Regions from separate parts of the Homo sapiens genome. Here region 1 is linked to region 2. Evidence: read pairs that join two places in POLR2A ChIA-PET (ENCODE). Cell type or tissue: Caco-2. All regions are shown on one strand. Each heading gives the region's core, and the rest is flanking DNA. Links, peaks and the distances in the headings are about the cores only. Region 1 overlaps SLC2A14 (solute carrier family 2 member 14). Region 2 holds the start of CLEC4C (C-type lectin domain family 4 member C).

Region 1 (4,389 bases), core at 275-4,274, 79 kb after region 2:
ACTTATATTTTCTAAAATAAGATTATAATTGGCCAGGCGCAGTTGCTCACGACTGTAATCCCAGCACATTGGGAGGCTGAGGTGAGTGGATCATCTGAGGTCAGGAGTTCAAGGCCAGGCTGACCAACAAGGTGAAACCCTGTCTCTATTAAAAATACAAAAATCAGCCGGGTGTGGTGGCAGGTGCCTGTAGTCCCAGCTACTCAGGAGGCTGAGACAGGAGAATTGCTTGAACCTGGGAGGCAGAGGTTGCAGTGAGCCGAGATCGAGCCACTGCACTCCAGCCTGGGCAACGGAGTAAGACTCTGTCTCAAAACAAAACAAAACAAAACCTCAACATATTATATGATGACGTCAAGCTTGTGGGGAAAGATATTAGGTTGGTACAAAAGTAATTACTTGAGCAGTTTAAACAAGCAATAAATAGTTATCACAATTATCTACCTTATCACAATGTCTACACATCAAAAACCTAATGTACATGTACACATCTCAATAAAACTTCTTGGGCCAGGTGAGGTGGCTCACACCTGTAATCCCAGCACTCTGGGAGGCATAGGCGGGCAGATCACTTGAGGTCAGGAGTTCGAGACCAGCCTGACTAACCTGGAAAAACCCTGTCTCTACTAAAAACACAAAATTAGCCAGGCGAAGTGGTGCACGCCTGTAATCCCAGCTACTCAGAAGGCTGAGGCAGGAGAATCACTTGAACCCAGGAGGTGGAAGTTGCAGTGAGCCGAGATTGTGCCACTACACTCCAGCCGGGGTGACAGAGACTCTGTCTCAAAAAAAAAAAAAAAAAAGAATACATTGTTTGCACAAAAGTAGGTTGGAAAAGTGATTTCCAAGCCTGCTATGCATCAGACTGATTGATTGATTGATTGATTTTTAGATGGTGCATCCACCACGCCCGGCTAATTTTTATATTTTTAGTAGAGACAGGCTTTTGCCATGTTGGTCAGGCTGGTCTCGAACTCCTGATCTCAGGTGATCTGCCAGCCTCAGCCTCCCACAGTGCTGGGATTAGAGGCATGAGCCACTGTCCCCGGCCCAGATTTATTTTTTTACAGGCAATTTCCAGCCCTCTTACACGGAGACTCTGGATTCAGCTGACTCAGGAATCCCATCCCCCATAATTCCGGTGCAGCTAACTTTGGGTGATGATTATATGTGGAGCAAAATCTGCTCATTGACTAAATTGGGAGCCACTTTAGTCCAACAATAATTAAGGTATAGGCTGGGCATGGTGGCTCATGCCTGTAATCCTAGCACTTTGGGAGGCCGAGGCGGGTGGATCACTTGAAGCCAGGAGTTCAAGACCAGACTGGTCAACATGGTGAAAGCCCGTCTCTACTAAAAATACAAAATTAGCTGTGTGTGGTGTCGGCCGCCTGTAATTCCAGCTACTTGGGAGGCTGAGGCAGGAGAATCACTTGAACCCAGGAGGTAGAGGTTGCTATGAGCTGATATTGCGCTACTGCACTCTAGCCTGGGCGACAGAGCAAGACTACCTCTCAAAAAAAAAAAAAGAAAGAGCAAGCCAGGCGCGGTGGCTCATGCCTGTAATCCCAGCACTTTGGGAGGCCGAGGCGGGCAGATCACAAAGTCAGGAGATTGAGACTATCTTGGCTAACACACAGAAACCCAATCTCTACTAAAAATGCAAAAAATTAGCTGGGCATGGTGGCACGTGCCTGTAGTCCCAGCTACTTGGGAGGCTGAGGCAGAAGAATCGCTTGAACCCGGAGGCAGAGGTTGCAGTGAGCCAAGATTGCATCACTGCACTCTAGCCTGGGTGACAAAGTGAGACTCCTCTGTCTCACAAAAAAAAAAAAAAAGAAAGAAAAGAAAAGAAAGAAAGAAAGTATGCACATACCACTCTGAAGTGGGAGGAGTCTGTTCCTCAGAATGCTCATGGATCATCTGTAATTTCCCACAGGTGATTTTTTTCTGACCCTGTTTTGCAGGGCCCAGACTGTGGTGAGGCAGCTAGGGAGTTGCCTCAGGTGCATTCTTTTATTCTTTCTTTTTTTTTTTAAACAGGCACAGAACTAACGCAAGGTACATTCTTTAAAGAGGTGCTCATTCTCAGGGCTACACTTGCACGTAGCTGCCTCACCTGCCTAGTCCCAGCTCTGCTGCTCTGGAAAGTCTCGGGAGCACATTTTTCTCCAGTAATACGTGTGGCCTACATTATCATTTCCAAATGAGGAAATTTGAGACTGGGATTCATCAAAATCACCTAGGAGGCTTTTTCTAACTACTGTGTATTTCCTCCCAAGTTTTTTTTTTTTTTAAGACAGGGTCATGCTATATTGCCCAGGCTTGACTCCTTGGCTTAAGTGATATTCCCACCTCAACCTCTGAGTAGTAACTGGGACTACAGGCATGAGCAGCCACCACACCTGGCTCCTTGTACATTCTGATAAAACAGCTTCTAACCCCTCACAAGAAGCACTGCCACTTCAAATACAAATATCTGGTGTGTTAGGTAGGAGAAAAGGCCAAGAACCAACTTAGTATTAAAATGCTCAAAATACTAAGTTTTGCAAAATGCTTTGTTACAAAATGATTTAATCCCATTGATCAAAGACTAATGGAAAACCCTCAGGGGATGAAGTACAAGGGTGCTCTTCATATCCGTATTTTATCCACAATTGACTAGAAGGCACAGGAGTACTCTCTTCCCACAATCCACACTCAATAGCAGGAAGCTGATATTTGCATGGAATACAAGGGTTACCTGTCAAATGCTAGCTTCTGTTTTGCCGCCCTCTTTAAACTATCATGCTCCCTATTCTACTTGTAAAAACATAGAGACTGGTAAAGTCAGCTCAGTCTGAAGTTGCCAGTGTACTTCCAGGCTCGCTCTTTTTTCTTTCTTTCTTTCTTTCCTTCCTTCCTTCCTTCCTTTCTTTTTTCTTTCTTTCTTTCTTTCTTTCTTTCTTTCTTTCTTTCTTTCTTTCTTTCTTTTTCCTTTTTCTTTCCTTTCCTTTCCTTTCTTTCCTTTCTTCTCTCTCTTTCTCTCTCTCTTTCTCTCCTTTCTCTCTTTCTCTCCTTTCTCTCTCTCTCTTTCTCTCCTTTCTCTCTCTTTCTCTCCTTTCTCTCTCTCTCTTTCTTTCTCTCTCTCTCTTTCTTTCTTTCTTTCTTTCTCTTTCTTTCTTTCTTTCTTTTTATTTCTTTCTATAAGGAGTTCTGCCCTGGTTGCTCCGGCTGGAGTGCAATGGCGCAATCTCCACTCACTGCAACCTCCGCCTCCCAGATCCAAGAAATTCTCCGGCCTCAGCCTCCTGAGTAGCGCACCACCACGTCCAGCTAATTTTTGTCTTTTTTTTTTTTTTTTTTTTTTAGACGAAGTTTCTCACTCTGTCACCCAGGCTAGAGTGCAATGGCGCAATCTCAGCTCACTGCAACCTTCGCCTCCCGGGTTCAAGCGATTCTCCTGCCTCAGCCTCCTGAGTAGCTGGGACTACAGAGGCACACCGCCACCATGCCTGGCATTTTAAGTGAAATATTGTAAGACACGTTTGACCCTAAAGTATCACACTCACAGCATTGATCCCAGAGAGCTGCTGAGAGAGCTGGAGCACAATGGAAATGATGATGGGCTGTCGGTAGCTGGACACTCTAAAGAGCTCCAGCACGGTGACTTGCTTTTCTTGTGACATCCTTGCACTCTCATCTTTCATCTCCTGGATGTCTTGGGATACATCCTGGGTGCCCCACAACCGCTGGAGGACTGGTGAAAAGAAGAAAGAGGAAAGGATAAAGAGAATGTGCTGCCCCAAATTCATTCTTCCTGTAAGGCAGCCAGGAAAGGGCCGCACGAGGTGAGGTGATGGGTAGCATCCATTCCTGAACCTGCCCTCTCACCTCATTCTTTAGGGGCTGAAAATTTTACTCAAGAGTAATCAGAGCCCAGTGCGGTGGCTCGTGCCTGTAATCCCAGCATTTTGTGAGGCCGAGGCTTGTGGATCACCTGAGGTGAGTTTGAGACCAGCCTGGCCAACATGGTGAAAGCCCATCTCTAATAAAAATACAAATTAGTCGCTGCTTTGTCTATCGAGTAGCCATTCTTTTATTCCTTTACTTTCTTAATAAACTTGCTTTCACTTAAAAAAAAAATACAAATTAGATGGGTTGGGCGCGGTGGCTCACACCTGTAATCCCATCACTTTGGGAGGCCAAGGCAGGCGAATCACAAGGTCAGGAGTTTGAGACCAGCCTGGTCAACATGGTGAAACTCCATCTCTAATAAAAACACAAAAACATTAGCTGGCGTGGTGTCGCGCGCACCTGTAGTCCCAGCTACTCGGGAGGCTAAGGCAGGAGAATCACTTGAACCTGGGAGGCAGAGGTTGCAGTGAACCGAGATTGCGCCACTGCACT
Region 2 (4,389 bases), core at 105-4,104:
TAAAACCCCACAGTAATACAATTATAGCATCATAGAAAGAATAATAGTTATGTTCCCAATAGAGACTTTTTTAAAACAAAGGAGCAGATCAACTAGATGGTACCCACCATCAGCACACCCATCAAAGTGGAGTTATTGTTATAGAATGAATTGCGTCCTCCCCAAGTTCATATATGGAAGTCCCAAGCTCCAATTTGTGGTATTTGAAGATAGGGGCTTTGGGAGGAAATCAGGTTTAGATGAGGTTATGAGGGGGGGCTCTCATGGTGAGATGAATGCTCTTATAAGAAGAAACCGTGACGAGCTAGCACTCCCTCCATCATGTGAGGACACAGCAAGAGGGCATCAGCTGTAAGCCAGGAAGAGGGACCTCACCATACCCAACCATCCTGACATCCTCATGTCAGACTTCCAGCCTCCAGAACCATCAGAAAATAAATATCTGTTTTTTAACTCACTCAGTCTATGCTTTTTTTTTTTTTTTTTTTTTTTTTTGAGACAGAGTCTCACTCTGTCACCCAGGCTGGAGTGCAGTGGCGTGATCTCGGCTCACTGCAACCTCTGCCTCCTGGGTTCAACTGAGTCTCCTGCCTCAGCCTCCCAAGTAGCTGGGATTACAGGCGCGAGTCACTGCACCCAGCTAATTTTTGTATTTTTAGTAGAGACAGGGTTTCACTATATGGTCCAAGCTGGTCTTGAACTCCTGACCTCAGGTGATCTGCCTGCCTTGGCCTCCCGAAGTGCTGGGATTACAGGCATGAGCTACCACGCCTGGCCCAGTCTATGGTATTTTGTTATGGCAGCCCAAGCTGACCAAGACAGTTATGATCACATTTGAAAAATGCAACTAAAACCAGGCAAAGAAACCTGGAAGTACACACAATTATCCAGAATAATTAATAATAGTAATAACTCATTTTATTAGAAACATAGCCTTCTCAGTTAGGGTTGCCATTTTATGTCAAGAAAGGGGAACGTGGCCGGGCGCGGTGGCTCACACCTGTAATCCCAGCACTTTGGGAGGCCAAGGTGGGCGGATCACGAGGTCAGGAGATCGAAACCACCCTGGCTAACACAGTGAAAACCCGTCTCTACTAAAAATACAAAAAATTAGCCAGGCATGGTGGCGGGCACCTGTAGTCCCAGCTACTCGGGAGGCTGAGGCAGGCGAATGGCATGAACCCGGGAGGTGAGCTTGCAGTGAGCCGAGATCACGCCACTGCACTCCATCCTGGGCGACAGAGCGAGATTCCGTCTCAAAAAAAAAAAAAAAAAAAAGAAAAAAAAAGAAAGAGGAACGTGTTTCTTCAGGAAATTGATAAAATGTGATTGGGAAAAGGACCAAGAGATGACTGCACTCCAGCCAAGAACTTACCCACAGAACTCACAGTGAAACAGACACTGAGGAGCAAGATGGATACGACTGCCATGGACCAGACCTTCAACTGGAACCACCAGAGTCCTTTCTCTGTCAGATCAGCATGACAAATGCACAGTCATAATCCCCACTGCCAAAGAGCCAGGAAACCAGAGTCCCAAAAATCTTAGAATAATAAAGTCAGGCTATGATCAAAACTAATTAAAACAGAAAAAATGTGAAAGCAAAAAGAGATTATAGAAATTATCTCAGAACAAATGACCAGATAGTACCCTGGAACCCAAGACAAATCCAGGCAAAACTCTCAGAGTAAACTGTACTTTCCAATTCCTTACTCTCTTTTCCCTTGAATTGCACAGCCTTGGCCTCAAACTTCCAGGCTTAAGTGGTCCTCCTGCCTCAACCTCTGAGTAGCTGGGACTTTAGGCATTTGCCTGCATGCCTGGCCAAATTCATATTCCTTTAAGGCCTTCTAGGCCCGAGTTGTTTTTCTTTTTTTCTTTTTTTTGAGATGGAGTTTCACTCCTGTTGCCCAGGCTGGAGTGCAATGGCACGATCTCGGCTCACTGCAACCTCCGCCTCCCAGGTTCAAGTGATTCTCCTGCCTCAGCCTCCCAAGTAGCTGGGATTACAGGCATGTGCCACCACGCCTGGCTAATTTTCTATTTTTAGTAGAGACAGGGTTTCTCCATGTTGGTCAGGCTGGTCTCGAACTCCTGACCTCAGGTGCTCTGCCCACCTCGGCCTCCCAAAGTGCTGGATTACAGGCGTGAGCCACCGCGCCCGCCCGGCCTTTCTTTTTTTCTTTCATCTTTCCCTGATCCAAGTATCTTGGGTCCATACCTGTTTCCATACTGAAATTACTATTATTTATGAAAAGCTGTCTACTTCTTCTTCCAAAGTCATCCCTATCACCTCAATGCCTGTTTCCCACTCCATCCTGCTCCTACTACCTTCCCTAGAACTGAGAAGATGAGTGCTTACCTCGGTCTTGAGGCTCTTCTTCAGGCACCATTGTGTGTGCGCACACCCTTTGGACTTCCTCTATCAGGTGGGTGCAGAAGCTCTTGTATCACTTTCTCCAAAGATGTTACTTTCGGGGTGTGGTTCTTTCAAACAAGCCAAGCCCTTAGATCCTTCTTCGCCTACTCTTGCAAAGGAAGAGATGTGACTTAGGAGACTCTGCAGTGAGCTAAAGCTTTCAATTTAAAACATACATCATGTTCAGAAATAAGGAAACACAAACAAGGAAATCGAGAAATACATGAAAAACAGTTCATGGTTGCAGGTCTGATTGTCTTTTTTTTTTTTTTTTTTTTTTTTTTCTAGACAGGGTCTCACTCTGCCACCCAGGCTGGAGTATAGTGGTGCAATCTCAGCTCACTACTACCTCTGCCTCGCGGGTTCAAGCGATTCTCCTGCCTCAGCCTCCCGAGCAGCTGGGACTACAGGCATGTGCCACCATGCCCAGCTAATTTTTGTATTTTTAGTAGTGACAGGGTTTCATCATACTGGCCAGGCTTGTCTCGAACTCCTGACCTCCTGCCGTTGCACTCCAGCCTGGGCAACAAGAGCAAAACTCCATCTCCAAAAAAAAAAAAAAAAAAGCCTCTTTCATTTGTAAATTGCCCAGTCTCAGGTATGTCTTTATCAGCAGTATGAAAACGGACTAATACAGCCTCCCAAAGTCCTGGGGTTACCGTTGTGAGCCACCACGTGCCCGGCCACTGCTGAGTAATCTTAAATAGAGAAAATCCATTATAGCCTATGCTACTCAAATGGAGATGTTTGGTTGAAGGATGGTTACAACTACTGGTGAAATAGACACTGAGAAAGAAAGAACCTAGGTATTCCAGAATCTTCCCAGAGTTCAACTGAGATTTAATTGTAGAGTAGTGAGAAAAAAGTTTTGAGCTGGGCACGGTGGCTCATGCCTATAATCCCAGCACTTTGGGAAGCTGAGGTGGGCGGATCACGAGGTCAAGAGATCGAGACCATCCTGGCCAACATGGTGAAACCCCGTTTCTACTAAAAATACAAAAATTAGCCAGGTGTGGTGGTGCATGCCTGTAGTCCCAGCTACTCAGGAGGCTGAGGCAGGAAAATTGCTTGAACCCGGGAGGCGGAGCTTACAGTGAGCCGAGATCGTGCCACTGCACTCCACCCTGGGTGACAGAGCAAGACTCAGTCTCAAAAAAAAAAAAGTTTTGAGTTAGCAGCCATCCTTTGAGATATTTTAGGACCCAGACCAATGAGATCCTTTCTAAGCTGTATACTTGCTGAAACAACTTAAAGTCCTGTTTGGTCTCTTGTCTACCTCCCATTTACAGTTCCCTGAACCTCCCTCTGCCCCTGCCTCAGGGGTTCTCCCTGTTGCTTTCCTCTGTCTTGGATTAAAATGTAGAGTATGAGGGTATTCCTTTGAGTATACAATGCTGAGAAGAAAGGAGCAAAGGCAAAAATGAGAAAAATAATTTAAAATAGAACAAATTATAAAAGCAGAAAGAATGACAAATTATTTTCTCAGAAGAAAAGCAGAATTGCATGTAGGCCCAGCTCAGGTGACATCCCAGCAGAATGCTTTGAGTATGACCAGAGTATTGCAAAAGCTACAGCTGAAGAGGATAAATCTAGATAAGAATTGGTAGATGGTTTGCTCACTACTTCTTCCCCCGGTTGGTGAGGGAGGGAGTCCCAACCCAGGGTTATGGGTGGCTGGACACACAACACCCGACACTGGACAGATAAGACTGACAGCAGTTCAGCTGCATGTACTCACGGCCTGAGGCAGGAGGGCACCGCACACCATGCAGGGTCAGACAGAGGTTGCACTTGGGAGCAGGGTGACTGTGGGAGGCAGGATCTGCTGTAACAAGAGGGTGAGGTGGCCCCTTGGCTCTTGAGGGAGGATGGGATTGGCTTCTTTAAAGAATTTTGTGGCCAGGTGTAGTGGCTCGTGCCTATAATCTCAGCACTTTGGGAGGCTGAGGTGGGCGGATTGCTTCAGGCCA

Evidence for each region. Peaks named below come from ENCODE experiments on the same cell type or tissue, not always from the same donor. Only the 100,000 strongest peaks of a DNase experiment are listed, where the experiment ranks them.
Region 1: POLR2A ChIA-PET joins it to region 2 with 12 read pairs; 3 of 35 experiments call an interaction of 5 or more read pairs at or near these places.

What each region holds. Positions count from the first base shown.
Region 1 is chr12:7,823,944-7,828,332 of GRCh38, forward strand. It overlaps SLC2A14 (solute carrier family 2 member 14), which reads right to left. Exons shown (of 11, transcript NM_001286234.2): 7 at 3,552-3,739. Among named protein-coding and RNA genes, the nearest start is that of NANOG, 37 kb to the left of the region's middle. RefSeq lists an enhancer at 2,382-2,918. In Caco-2, for the core only: no CTCF peak of the experiment used is centred there; a DNase peak (open chromatin) is centred at 1,948.
Region 2 is chr12:7,744,956-7,749,344 of GRCh38, forward strand. CLEC4C (C-type lectin domain family 4 member C) reads right to left here and starts at 2,420. Exons shown (of 6, transcript NM_001371390.1): 1 at 2,363-2,420; 2 at 1,376-1,468. The coding sequence starts at 2,393. RefSeq lists enhancers at 4,196-4,275, 4,296-4,389. In Caco-2, for the core only: no CTCF peak of the experiment used is centred there; no DNase peak of the experiment used is centred there.